2 separate regions of the Homo sapiens genome follow, and region 1 is linked to region 2. Evidence: chromatin contacts called from ENCODE Hi-C or POLR2A ChIA-PET data. All regions are on one chromosome and are shown on one strand. Each heading gives the region's core, a stretch centred on a gene start or an enhancer-like site at or near the end of the contact. The rest is flanking DNA. Distances are from core to core; before and after follow the strand shown. Region 1 has its middle 260 kb from the start of LINC01108. Region 2 overlaps LOC101928354 (a long non-coding RNA gene).

What was found. A loop is a pair of places that touch in the nucleus more often than their neighbours do. ChIA-PET counts read pairs that join two places held with the same protein, here RNA polymerase II (POLR2A). Pooled maps may share reads with other maps.
Region 1: a loop to region 2 is called in a map of OCI-LY7, with 4 times the contacts of the local background. The contact joins two enhancer-like sites. A Hi-C loop is called at or near these places in 1 of 168 maps with a recorded cell type or tissue (OCI-LY7) and 8 of 50 pooled maps. POLR2A ChIA-PET finds 5 or more read pairs at or near these places in 2 of 52 experiments (H1 and OCI-LY7).

The regions. Positions count from the first base shown.
Region 1 is chr6:14,545,526-14,553,012 of GRCh38, forward strand. No RefSeq gene overlaps it. Among named protein-coding and RNA genes, the nearest start is that of LINC01108, 260 kb to the left of the region's middle. Within about 2 kb of position 3,851, at least 3 of the 41 ENCODE cell types and tissues checked have a DNase peak (open chromatin) inside an H3K27ac peak, as active enhancers do; they include OCI-LY7, where a contact is called at or near this core.
Region 2 is chr6:14,662,853-14,669,596 of GRCh38, forward strand. All of the region lies in intron 1 of LOC101928354 (a long non-coding RNA gene), which reads right to left. LOC102724463 (a long non-coding RNA gene) reads left to right here. Exons shown (of 3, transcript XR_926514.4): 3 at 2,194-2,411. Among named protein-coding and RNA genes, the nearest start is that of LINC01108, 380 kb to the left of the region's middle. Within about 2 kb of position 1,404, at least 7 of the 41 ENCODE cell types and tissues checked have a DNase peak (open chromatin) inside an H3K27ac peak, as active enhancers do; they include OCI-LY7, where a contact is called at or near this core.

The DNA.
Region 1 (7,487 bases), core at 2,601-5,100, 110 kb before region 2:
ATTTGAGGATTCTACCCAAGATCCATGGAGGAAGAGTCTCTGTCACCAGCCTGCTGTGACCCAGCTGGGCTGGAAGCTTGGCTGTGTGAATATTGTAAAAGTTGCATGATTTGAACGTAGACTCAGCTGGGCTAATGAGGACAGGACTTCAGATAACCATGTGACGAGATCACTCTCCTTCCACAGAATAATGCCTCTTGGGGATGGTGGATGGTGAAGTATATCAACATTTAAGAGCTGAAAATAAAAACTTTGTGTTCCCCAGGAAAATGATGAAATCACCCAGAACCCAACTGAATATCAGCTAATAATTAAGAGCACAGACTCCATAGTTTGCCCTGCTTTTAAACCCTGGTTAGCTTACTAGTTATGTGAGAACTTGGGTAGGTTACTTGCTTATTCTTTGCCTCAGTTTCTCCATCTGTAAGACAGGGAAAATAATGGTATCTGTATTTGTTTTTTAGAGCAACTGAAACAAGTCATCACAAACTGGGCAGCTTAAGCAACAGAAATTTATCCTCTCACAGTCCTGGAGGCCAGAAGTTCCATAGCAAGGTGTCAGCAGGTCCATGCGCTCTCTCTGAACGCTCCAGGAAAGACTCCTTCCTTTCCTCTTCTAGCTTCTGGTGGTGGCCGTCAAGCCTTGGCATTCTTTGGCTCACAGCTGTATCACTCCAATCTCTGCCTCTCTCACCACATGATGTTTGCCCTGTGTCTGTGCCTTCTCCTCTTACAAGACACCAGGCATATTGAATTTAGCACCTATCGTAACCTAGTATGACCTCATTTTAATGTAATTACATTTCCAAAGATCCTATTTCCAAATAAGGTCACATTCTCAGGTACCTAGGATTAGGACTTCAATACGATCTTTTCAGAAGACACAGTTCAACCCACAGTAGTACCCCATGGGATGTTGTGTGAATTAAGTGAGATAATATGAAAAGAGCTTAGACCAGTGCCTGGAACATAGGAACATGAACTACTTATTCTTTCTAAACCTTACGATAAGCTCATAAGGGTGGATCTTATTGCACTTCTTCAACAGAAGAGAAACCCTAGGCTGGAGGTGAAAGAAATTGGCCTAAAGCCACCCACGTAGTTAGTGGTACAGTTCAAGTTTAGAGTGGCTTGCTCTAACTCCAGAACCCAAGTACTTCTAATAATCTATTACTCCGTACTCCTTCTAGAGCGACTTGGCTTTCTAGAACAAACCAGTTTCTTCATACTTTCCTTATAAAACTCACTTTCCAACCCTGGGGTTCTCCTACTTCACTCTCCTGCCACCTGCCACGAATTATTCAAGTTCAAATTCACTACTTTAGAACCCCCAATTAAAAAGCACTCAGCTAGAATGGCGGTGATTCTTGCATATATCTTTAACCAAGCTTGGCCAACCCACTCTTGCAAGCCACATGCAGCCCAGAACGGCTTTGAATGCAGCCCCCCAAAATTCATAAACTTTCTTAAAACATCATGAGATTTTTTTGTGATTTATTTTTAGCTCATCAGCTAGCAATAGTGTTAGTGTATTTTGTGTGTGACCCAAGACAATTCTTCTTCTTTCAGTGTGGCCCAGGGAAGCCAAAAGATTGGACCACCCCTCCTGCCTTTAACCCTTACTCATTCTTAGTACAATGTCAGGTTTAACCAGGACATCAAAATAGACTGCAACATTTCCTTACCTCAAGGGTTTATGGATGAGAAACATCAGCCAATTACAAATGAATTTACAATATGCCGGATAGTATTCTAAGTGCTTTAACAAATATTGACACATTAAATCCCCCTGACAACTCTGTGAAGGAAATATTGGTTTATTCCCATTTTACAGATTAGGAATATGCAGACACAGAAAGGCTAAGATCACAGAGCTAGAATGTTCCAGAACAGGGACTTGGCTGGGGTAGTCTGCCTTTTAGTTCCAGAGCCTATGCTTTTACGCACTGTGTTCCATGTGCAGTGGATTTATTTAAACATCCCCTGAGGACATTAAGGTTAGTTTTAATATTTTGACATTCGAAACAATGCTAGAGTAAACATCCTCAAGCTAAATCTTTACGCACAACCCGAATTATTTTTCTGGTAGAATTGTTGTGTCAAAGAGTAAGCATGTTATTAAGGCTTTGGTATGTAACGTCAAATTGCATGAATGAGGGAAGGAGTTCTCAGGAAGTGAAAATGGGATCAGCAACAGCATGAAATGGAAAAGCATGGGGGTATGTCTGGAAAATGGCAAACACTCCAATCTGAATGGAATGTAAAGTGCTTGAAGACAAGAGATTGAAGCACTGCTTCTAAATTGGTCTGGACCCAGCTTGTGGAGCACTTTGAACACCAGACTTCAGAATTTAGACTCTGTCGAGCAGCACTCAAAAACCAGCATACATTTTTGAACTGGGGAGTGAAATGATCAGATTCTGTCTAAAATAATTTGCTCAAGAAAAACTTGAGGAAAGAAAAACTTCTTTCCCTTCATAAGAGGAGTCATTCATCACAACTGCATCAGTACAAATGGACTGGTGGGGGTATATTTCATTATTCTTTTAACATGGTACATTCTTGAAATTACCTATTTTTACACACAGAGAAATAAAAGGATTAATATAAAGAATAAATATATCAATAACAATAATTATATGTATTCTATTTTAATATATGGATTATTTTATATATTCTATAAATGTATAATATACTTAATATTATAATGTATAATAATACAGTAGTTTCCTCTTATCCGCAGTTTAGCTTTCCAATGTTTTAGTCACCCATGGTCAAGGGCAGTCCAAAAATAATAAATGCAAAATTTCAAAACCACAGAACACAGAAGATGGTTCGAATGAGTATTTTTTTAAGTTGCCCATGGATGGTATATCACTAACATCATTCTAGATGTAGAAATGAGAAGTTAGTTCATTTCACACAATGGATGCCCCAGGACATTAGGGCTTCATTCTCTGCATAAATGGTTGAGAAAAACTGGTAGAATGTATCTTAGGAGTGGAATTTCTGCTGGGGGTGCACAATTCCTATGGTACCTGACGGTGCCACAGGGTTGTATCAAGGTACACTCATTGGTAAGAGAATTCACAGCTCTACAGCACTGCCAACAAATCAGGTTGTTAAAATGCTTGCTACTCTGAAAGGAGTAAAATAGCATTACAGTGTCTTGAACTTGCATTTCTGCCATTACAAATATGGAAATCTTTCTTTTTTCATATTTGTATAGACTAGGTTTCCTTCTTTCTGAATTTCCTGTTTAATCGCTGGTCCATCCATTTCTCAATTGGAGTATGTGTCTTTCTCTATCGATTTGTAGGCATTCTTTACATACCCTGATAGTAATCCTCTGCTGGTGATACGCATCATGGCAAGTATTCATTAAAGTAATCCTTTATGGTGAATTTTAATGTGTTGAGTCCTACTTTAAGGCTAATGCAGGAAAAAAAAAAAAGAAGTTCCCAAAAGGACAGCCAATATGTAAATATATTTACAGTTCCTTCACTAAATAGACAAGTATTACATATCTTCTATGGGTTAGACTCGGTAGGGGAAAGGTCTGGGGATATAGAAATAAACAAGTCAGGATATCTACCCTTAAGAGATTTGCAATGCAGAGGAGGAAACAAACATTTAAATTCTATTACAACCCCGTAAGAGCCATCATGGTTAGCGGTGAAATATTACACGTCTTAGCTGCCATAACGCCACTTTAGAGGAAAAAGGATAAACGTTTCTGCAGGTCATTATCACAAGACTGAATGAAGACAAGGAACAGGGAAAGCTTCTCTCCTGCACCTCAAGTCCCATTTCCTGGCAGGGCACAGGGTGACCAGTTCACAGATGTGGTAGTACCTGCTGTCCTCCAGAGCCACCACACCTGGCAGGACCAAAGTCCTTGAAATTACATTCTCTTAAGTATATACGTGCTCTTTGTTCTCTCACACCTCTGTAAACAAGGCTTTTTGCTGCTGTTCCCATCAAGCTGCTCCCTGCAACTGTGTAGAGAGACTGTCACAACAGCACTTGTCAGGAACTGCAGCGTAGCAAGCCATGACAGCTGGTGGCACGAGGAGCCCATGCATCTGCTTTTCTCCCTCTGCCAGGCCTCCCTGAATAATGGGAGGTCTTGTGTACACACGAATGATGCTATTGATCCTCCCACTGTGGGCCCCAAGCACTGCCGTTCTTTGTAAGTAGCTGGGGGTTGCGTTTACACTGCTCTCCTCACACACCACCACCTAATTCCCCCTGGGATCCAGGGAGCGTATTTGTACTTGGTTATAAGTGCAGAGAGCCCTGGAATCTTTATCAGGAGAGCAGAATTTGGGTGGCAGCCTTGTCGCATACCAGGTGGGTAGCTGTTTCTGTACCTCTTTTCTCATACCTAGGAAAATACCTGTTCTGAAGTTCTCAGTGAAACATATGTGAAATTACTTATGAAACTGATTTGTGAGCTCTCTTGTACGAAGCAAATGAAAGTTATTATAATTATTTGCATGACTCTTGATATGGAAGGCACAACTTCAAGAGGTCCACTAATAGCATCTTGTGGTTTCTGAGCCCACACATCTGTGGCGCATCGCAAATGGGCACACAACTTTTTCCTTGGACAGCTGATGTACTCAGCCCTGATGGGGAGTGGGGGATCTCAGGAAAACAAGTGAGAGAATTCTCAAATTCACAGAATCATGGACTACCAGATACAAAGGGGCCTTCCCATCTACAGTAGAACCTTGATGGGTTGAATCAGTGGCCTCCAAACTTCTTGTTCCCATGCTTTTAGCAGGAATGCATTTTTGCATATAACTTTCCAATATATGCCTATTTATTCATTTATAGACAATAGATGTGTACTAATATAAATGGGCATTTTAAAAACATACACAAAATTAGACATTTTTAAAGTGTAAAAAAAGTTCTAATATTTTCTTCTGGCACCACACAGTGGATCATCTTGCCCATTCTTGAGAGTACATGCCTTTAACATTGAAGTCCACTGGACAAATCAGGACACTGAGGACCAGAGAGATGAAGTGATTTGCTCCAAGCCAACTGGCTAGTTGGTGACTGAGCTGACATGCTGGCCTGAGATCGCTGTTTCCTGATAATGCGCGTGATCTCAGAGTTTACCCTATATTGCAAATTACCTCCATGGAATTACCACACCCTATTCTTAGTTTATTCCTGATGCATCAAGAGGCTTTTTTTTTTTCTTAGACCTCTTTTTCATTCTTTTAATTTCTGAGAACAGACCTGAGAGAGTGGGTATAGATTTCCTTCACATAACAATGTGAGAAATAATAGAGCAAGATTGTATGTCACAGATGAAAATGCTATATTTATGCCTCATTGTAATCCATTCATTGCTTTATGGATCCAAAGTCCCCTTGGGAGTGTCACAAATCCACATAATGTTCCTGAGTGCAGGATTTGGCATTTGGATCTCTGACTTAGCTGTCAGATATGTAAAATCACATGTAGCCAGACAACTCCCTCGGGACTCCACAGCTGCAGATACTGAAGAGTGCGAGTTATTCCAACAAGGTCAGCATTAATTTAGGCAGATACAGTTCCCCTTGAGCTACACTCTTACTGCCCCATCTAATTTTAAGTGTGACTCAGAGGGCTCTGGTGGAGCGAATCCAGTAGCATTCTCTTCTCCAGCACTTTCTCCAAGCTCAACAAGGGTGACTTTCAAAGGAGTCACATGCCTTTAAGGGAGACAACGGTTTTCCCAAGAGTCTGAACTTCTGAGGCTACTGCACAGCTCTGCTTACCTGTCTTCACCCTCCTTTACCTGCTTTTCAGCCTCTCAGGATCCCTCTCTACCCAGTGGCCTTGCTTTAAGGATCCCGTACATGCCATGCAAATTGCTGGGTGGATGATTCTCTTCTGGACCACGTAACCATGACTTGGATATCCTCTCCTATGTCCAAATTGCTTCTAATCAATGGTTGATGAAAGATGTAAATGAATACTAAGTACACTTTAGAAATAAAATGAGCTGACAGGTAAGTTAGCATTCCCCTCATCACCAGGGGTACACCAAGAGAAATTATTTTACTGGGTGAAAGGTTGGAAGTGAATGGTCTCTGGGCTGGGTGCGATGGCTCCCCCTATAATCTCAGCACTTTGGAAGGCCGAGGCAGGCAGATCACCTGAGGTCGGCAGTTTGAGAACAGCCTGACCAACATGAAGAAACCCCGTCTCTACTAAAAATACAAAATTAGCCAAGTGTGGTGACGCATGCCTGTAATCCCAACTACCTAGGAGGCTGAGGCGGGAGAATCGCTTGAATCCAGGAGGCGGAAGTTGTGGTGAGCCAAGATTGCACCATTGCACTCCAGCCTGGGCAAGAAGAGCAAAACTCCATCTCAATAAGAAGAAGGAGAAGGAGAAGGAGAAGGAGAAGGAGAAGAAGAAGTGGTGAGTGGTCTCTCCATTCCCTTCCAAATCACTATTAGAAAAAACAAAGAACATAGAATCAGAGGGCCTGGATTTAAAATCTCCCTCTGCTAGTTAGTAACTGAAGCACCTAGCACACAAAGAGACAAGAAATATTTGTAGCCAGGCACGGTGGCTCACGCCTGTAATCTCAGCACTTTGGGAGGCCAGAGTGGTAGGATCGCTTGAGCCCAGGAGTTCATGACCAGCCTGGGCAACATAGGGAGACCCTGTCTCTACAAATTTTTTTCTTAAAAATCAGGTGGGTGTGGTGACACATGCCTGTAGTCCCAGCAATTCAGGAGGCTGAGGTGGGAGGATCACTTGGGCCTGGGAGGTCAAGGCTGTAGTAAGCCGTAATCATGCCACTGCACTCCAGACTGGGCAACAGAGAGAGAACTTGTCTCAAAATTAAAAGGCAAAAAAGGAAATATTTGTTACATTGTGCAAGTTATTTCACTTTTCTGTGCTCAAGCTTTATCTGTAAAATAGGAATGATGATCACTGTCTTACAGGATTGTTACGATGATTTACATTTAATAAATATTTACGTAAATAAACTATATGATGGAAATTAAAAAGAAACAAGTAATGTCTACATGTTTTAATCAACTAGTGCTTAGCAGTTCTTAAAAGGGCACTCTACAGCTGATTTTTCCATGAGGCCTCACCACATGGCACCATTTCCAAGCGTGACAAGCTTGAAAACCATTGCTGTCCCCCTCGGTTCCCTCCTAAGAATAATGAACCGCATCACAATTGACCTCAGCATAAATGAATGGTCACTGAGCCAGACCTATCCATCCACTGCTTTTCAAATCCCTCGCTCTCAATTCCAGTTGCTGCCTCAACAACTGGTTTTATGTAGGTTTCCTGCAGGCACAGCCTCATCATGCCTCACCGTAGGCACATACCTCATGTTTCTCACGTTCGTCCCCAGCACCTCTGTTTCTAGAACCTCTGCAGAGCCCACATACAGATAAAGCAATGAGAAAGAGTTGACAACCCTAGGGGTAGACCTTGGTCAATACAGGACAGAA
Region 2 (6,744 bases), core at 154-2,653:
TGAGGTCAAAAGAGCAGGGGTTTCAGGGAGAGTGCCAGGGCATTAGTTAATACAAAGAAGAGACCACTGGCTTTGCACCCTGGAGGTCAATGCTATCCTCTTCCTAATCCATTACTATAGAGTGATGGGGACCAGCGTTTGTGTATTGAGGAGATAATGAGAAGTGTAAATGGAAAACAACCAGAAGATAACAAGGATAAACAACTCTTTCAAAAATATAGTCACAGGTCACTTAACAGGACTACATTCTGAGAAATGCACTATTAGACAATTTTATTGTTGTGCGAACATCAACAGAGTAGCTTACACAAACCTAGATGGTGTAGCCTACTAGGCTAGAAGGTGTAGTCTATTGATCCTAGGCTACAAACCTACACAGCATGGTACTGTACTCAATACTGTAGGCAACTATAACACAATGGTAAGGATTTGTGTACCTAAATATACCTAAACATAGAAAAGGGCTAGGTGCAGTGGCTCACACCTGTAATCCCAGCACTTTGGGAGGCTGAGGCAGGCGGATCACCTGAGGCCAGGAGTTTGAGACCAGCCTGACCAACATGGCAAAACCCGGTCTCTACTAAAAACACAAAAATTAGCTGGGCATGGTAGCACATGATTGTAAAATCTCAGTTACTCGGGAGGCTGAGGCATGAGAATTGCTTGAACCCAGGAGCTGGAGGTTGCAGTGAGCAGAGATCACGCCACTGGACTCCAGCCTGGGCAACAGAGCAAGACTCTGTCTCAAAAAATAATAATAATAAATTAAAAAAATAAACATAGAAAAGGTACAGTAAAAATATTGTATTATAATTTTATGGTACCACCATCATATATGCAGTCCATCATTAACTGCCACATCATTACATGGTACATGACTATATTTAATGGCTTAAAAACACAGAGATGTGCAAAATCATTTATGTCCAAGGGTTATTTGTCATAAAAACATAATGTACATAACAAAACTTGGGACAACCTAAAACACCAATACAAGGTATTGGCTAAATTTTAAAAGTGTTTTAGAGAAGCGTATTTAATAGAAGAGGAAAATGTTCACTGTTTAAGTGAATAAAACAAGATACAAAAGGCATATACAGTATGAGTTCAATTTTTTTCATCTATACAATACAGGCATAAAAATATTAAAATGATATATATTTGATAAACTGATAGGTAGATTTCATTTTCTTCTTTGTGTTATTCTGTATTTCTCTAATTTTCTGAGTTCATTTGGATGCTAAAGAATGTCTGTTTTTTTACTTAGGAAGAGAGTGGTTTTTCTGTTTGTATATTTTGGTATATTTTGGTTTGAGGTTTCGGTGGTTTTTTGTTTTGTTTTTGTCTTGAGTGATAGTACGTATATGAGATCATGTACAACTACCTACTGTTGCTCTCTTCCACTGGGATGTTTTTGATGTAATGGCTATGCATCTCGGCCTTGGGGGGCCTAGTGCAGCCTAGTGCAATGTCAAAGGGGCTGTCACCTGGTTCTTGCTGCCACCTGCCTGTGCAGGTGGCTGCTGAGGCAGCCTTTGGCCCACAGGTCCCCTGAGACATCCTTTGCCTCTGTCTGCCTTCCTGGCCCACTGGCTCTCCTGACCAGTCTAAGCACAGATGAGTGGAGGGCGGGGGGAATCGTCCTGGCCTGGCCTGTGCCACACTGGGGCTTGGGAGTTTCTGCAATGTCTGCTGAGGCCCCCCGCCCCCATCCTGGTCTGACTCTGCAGCCAGCTCCAGGAAGTAGAATGCAGGCTACTCTCTCCATAAGATCATGCTTTACCCACTGTCTTTCCTTCTTTCTTAACCCCAGGGAAACCTCATCTAGATTTGAGGATGAGGACGGGTGTAGGGAGCCAATCTCATCCTCTGACATTTCTCCCTAAGGGCGCAGTCCTTTGAAACACGTGTAAGTCAGCAAAAGGCACCCAGGCTATTTGCTTTCCCTCCTACCACATCCGTCCCCTGAGGCAACAAGCATTAGATGGCCTGGCTGCTTTGGGGGAGGGAGGGGCTGGCAAAAGGAGAATGATGGAGCTGGAAGGAGAGACAGAGTAGCCCTAGGTTAACCCTTCAAAACCATTATCCTGATGTGCAGATGTCGACAGAAAACAGCAAGCCTCTCAGTGCCAGCCTGCGTGCTGGAAGTGCACATGCATTATTAATTCACTGGGACATTTTTACCCTTTCCAGCCTGTTTCTCCAGGTTTCCCGCCTCCTTCCACCTTCTGTACAGGACACACCAGTTCCCTCAAGCCCAAAATGTGAGCAGCTGTCATTCTCTGCATAGCCAAGCTCGGCAGTCTGCCGAAAGGGACAAGCCAGTCCCGCAAAGGAATGATGTATGCCAAAAGATACTGCATTAGGATCTTCATTAACTGGAGGGCCAATAAATTTATGAAAATCATGAATCAGTTAATCCATTCCTTACGATGAATAGCTAATTAACATGAGGACAGGGCCTGACCCTTCTATTCATCTCTACTCACTCCTGAGCTTCCTGTTACAGACAGGCTCCAGGGCAGAAAACAGAACCCACATTGGCTAGCGTGTGTTCAGGTGGGTCCCCATGGGGCAAAGCCGAGGGGATGGACTAAACACAACCTTCTCTTAATGTTGGGACTTTCTCTGAGAGTGCATTCTTATTTCTAACTTTTCATTATGAAAATAGTCAAACACAAGTGTAGCAAGGTCTTACAAATTTATGGGGCCGGGTGCGGTGGCCTGTAATCCCAGCGCTTTGGGAGGCCAAGGCGGGCAGATCACCTGAGGTCGGGAGTTCAAGACCAGCCTGCCCAATATGGAGAAACCCTGTCTCTACTAAAAAAGAAAAAAATACAAAATTATCCGGGTGTGGTGGCGCATGCCTGTAATCCCAGCTACTCGGGAGGCTGAGGCAGGAAAATCGCTTGAACCTGGGAGGCGGAGGTTGCAGTGAGCAGAGATCGTGCCATTGCACTCCAGCCTGGGCAACAAGAGTGAAACTCCATCTCAGAAAAATATATATAGATATTATGTTTCATCATCCATTTTAAATATAAGTTGGACTTTCTCATACCAGAAGCATGTGAAACAGTTTCCAGTTCTCTGCCTCCTCCCAGTTCCTCAATGTGATGAATCCACGTATCTGCCTTACACAACTGCCTCCTGGCAGCCAACTTCCTATGGGACATATAGACACAGCCCACTTGACTCACCCTGACCCCGCACCCCAGGCGGACTATGCAGATATGACTCAACGACCACTTCTCAGTCATAACGTTAGCTGGTGGGACTCCTGCCTGCTTGCTCTAAATCCACCAATGACAACTCCTCAAGGGAAACCCATCTGGGTAATTCCCTGGATCCCAACAAAGGCTCTGGCCCACAAGTCCCTTCCCCAGTCTCCAACCCACTGGTCGAGCACATATGTCCCAGACAGCTCTCCTCTTCCCATTCGCCCTGAGGTTGCTGTCTTGTTCTCTCCAGGATCTGTAAATAATACACTGCTTCAGTTATTTCATGCATTTTCTTTTGCCTCCTCTGGGTCTTACCTGACTGACACACTCAAACCTAACTAACTTCTTTCCCATTCAGGGCTCTCCTAGAGCGTGGCTATCTTAGTAGGAATAAGCTAGACACAGGTCAGACGAGAGCACAAGTATAAGTGAGTTTCCTGTGAGAGGGACACCTGGTCACAGGTGGAGACACTCAGGCATGAGGCCGTCCACCAGGATAAAGAAGTACCTTGTGAAAGGCACATTGTAAACATCTACAACCAAATAACTACTCTCCAGAGAGAGACCTCCAGACCAAATTAGAAAGAAAAAAAATACAACATTGTTTAAGTCGATAATAGCACAATGAACCTGATAGACCCATCACCCACCTTCATTAATTATCAATACATGACCAATCTTAGTGCATCTGTGCACCACCTTTCTGGATCATGTTAAAGCAAATCCCAGGTATCGCATCATTTCATCTATAATTATCCAGCTATGTCTCTAAAGGAATGAGGACTTTTTAAACACATAGCCACAATACCATACTAACATCTTTAAAAAATAATTCCTCAATATCACCAAATATCCTGTCAAAGTTTACCTTTCCTCATGAATCTTAGAATTTTTTAACAATTTGTTTAAATTGGGATCCTATTGAGGTGCCACACCGTGCAATTTGTTGTTATGCCCCTTATTATAAGACTCTTTTAATTTATAGCTTGCCCCCATCATTGCTTCTTCCTTGCAATTTTTGTTCAATAAACCATGTCATTTGCCCTTAGCATTTGACACAGTCTGGATTTTGCTGATTGCATTCCTGCAGTGCTGGTTGCCTTGTGTGTGTGCATGTGTGTGCACACACGTGTGTGCCTCATATTTCTTGTCCTGTAAAATGAAATTAGATATAGAGGCTTAGTTCAGATCAGTTTTTTTTTTTTTTTTAGGGTTTTTTGGTTGTGTTTTTTTGGCAAAAACTTCAAAGGTGGTCGTATATACTCCCATCAGGAGTGACATAAAGTCTGGTTGTCCCTCGTTTTGTGATTAGCCGCCATTGGTGATGATCACCTATGGCAGTGTCTCAACCAAAGGTGATTTTACAGTCCCAGGGAACATGTGGCAATGTCTGGCGATGCTGGATGCTACCGGAATCCAGTGGGTAGAGGCCAGGGATGCTGCTGAATGTCCTGCAAAGCACAGAACAGCCCCCACCACAAAAGGATGATCTTACCCAAAATGTGACCCGTGCTAAGCTGAGAACCCCAGGGCTGGATCCATTTACTCATTTGGGGTTGCAAAATGTTATATTCTATTTCTGTCATTTACTTTTTATTTGTTAGCTGGCACACTTATATAAAGAAAAACTTCCTAATCAATTACTTGGTTTTCCTGAGGTGGAATTCATATGGTAAATGTAAGTAAGTGCTCAATTCTTTCATTTATCAGTTATCAAAATAATGAGGCAGTTTTCTAGACTCCTCCAAAGGTGACCAATGAGATTCTTTGTTTTTTTAAGAATCATTTATGAACTCATAGGTATAAAGGAATTGGATGTGTTGTAATCATTTGCAGTAATTATCTTACTGACGCCTAAATTGTCCTGTCTTTAGATAGTATGAGCTTCTTCAAATTGGTTCCTGAGTCTTTTTGGCACAGCCTATTGTGCTTTAAAAGCCTGCTTGCATTTTGGGATTATAAGATTCTCTAGGCACATCTTACATATTTGCTGTCCTAGACTGGAATCTACCACTTCTTCAAGGACCTTTGGTTACTTTAAGTGGTATTTAGTGATCATCACTGGGGCTTTAGGGGGACTCATACATTTTAAGACACACATAGCCCTCATAATATTAGATTTCACTCTAAGGATGGAATTTTCTGAGCTATATTTTACACACAGAAAAACTGGGACTCAAGAGAGTGGTTTTACCCCAACTCAAACTCAAAGCAAATGGAAAATTTTGAAAGCTGGCAATATATATCCACTCCTGTCTCCAGATTCTTTCTCTCCATCAGTAGGGCTGGGAATTGAACAGACTGTTTCCAAAGCCCAATAGTGAGGAGACAATGATAAAACAGACAGGATCTTGGAGACCAAGACAACATGGAACTGGAGTTCTGAGGCCCTCAGGCCTCTGGTCCCTCTGAGGCCAGGACTCTTTCAGGCCCCTTCTTCTTCGCTGAATTGGCAGCACAAATGAGTGTGAGCTGGTGTTTCCTGAAGGAAACCAGTACCTATGGGCAGAGACTATGAAAAAAAGGGTGCACTAAAAGTTCCATAAGAAGTGTTGGCCGGGCGCGGTGGCTCACGCCTGTAATTCCAGCACTTTGGGAGGCCAATGCAGGCAGATCACGAGGTCGAGAGATCGAGACCATCCTGGCTAACATGGTGAAACCCTGTCTCTACTAAAAATACAAAAATTAGCTGGGCATGGTGGTGGGCACCTGCAGTCCCAGCTACTTGGGAGGCTGAGGCAGGGGAATCGCTTGAACCTGGGCTAGCCTCGCAACAGAGTGAGATTCCGTCTCAAAAAGAAAGAAGGAAGGAAGGAAGGAAGGAAGGGATGGATCAACTTTACCTAAAATGTAGGGAGGTGAAGAAGGGATCCCCTTTGATATTAAAAAATCAAAGACATCATTTTACATTAAAAACAGATCGATGATGGAATAGCATGCAAGATTTACCATTTGAACGTTAAAAGATGTGACTTTGAAGAAATTCCAGGTCCCACTGAACTTGCTGCTTGACTCCTGGGATGCAGAGTCAGGGTCCTCTGCAATCAGCATATTTTGGGGGAGAAGGTGAGAAACTGTGGGGCAATTCTGAACCCACTCTGTGCCAGTAAAAGGGTCTCTTCCTTTATTATAAATTCAGGAAATTTAACTTACATTGAAGAGTCAAAAGATAGGTTATTTGTTTAAAGTCAAGAATTCTTTTATGTAGGGAATTGTTAGCCCTAAATTTCTCCTCTCTTAAAAACTTTAATATATAGGAGTTACCTATCTTGGGTTTAAGCAGAAGCATGTCAGTTTGAGAACAGCATTAAACCATTCTTGGAACAAGGCAGGTTATATATTAGATGTAATATATAGGTGGAAACACACCTGCTGTCTGCAAACACATCCTTCCTCTGCCCACCCAAAAAGGCCTGGATTTTTTTTTTTTTTTTTTTTTAAGCCCTGCAGCCACCTCTGAGTGAGCTCAATAAAAACCTCCACTGCCCAAGTGATGAAATCAGATTAGCATGCTCCAGCTCTGATG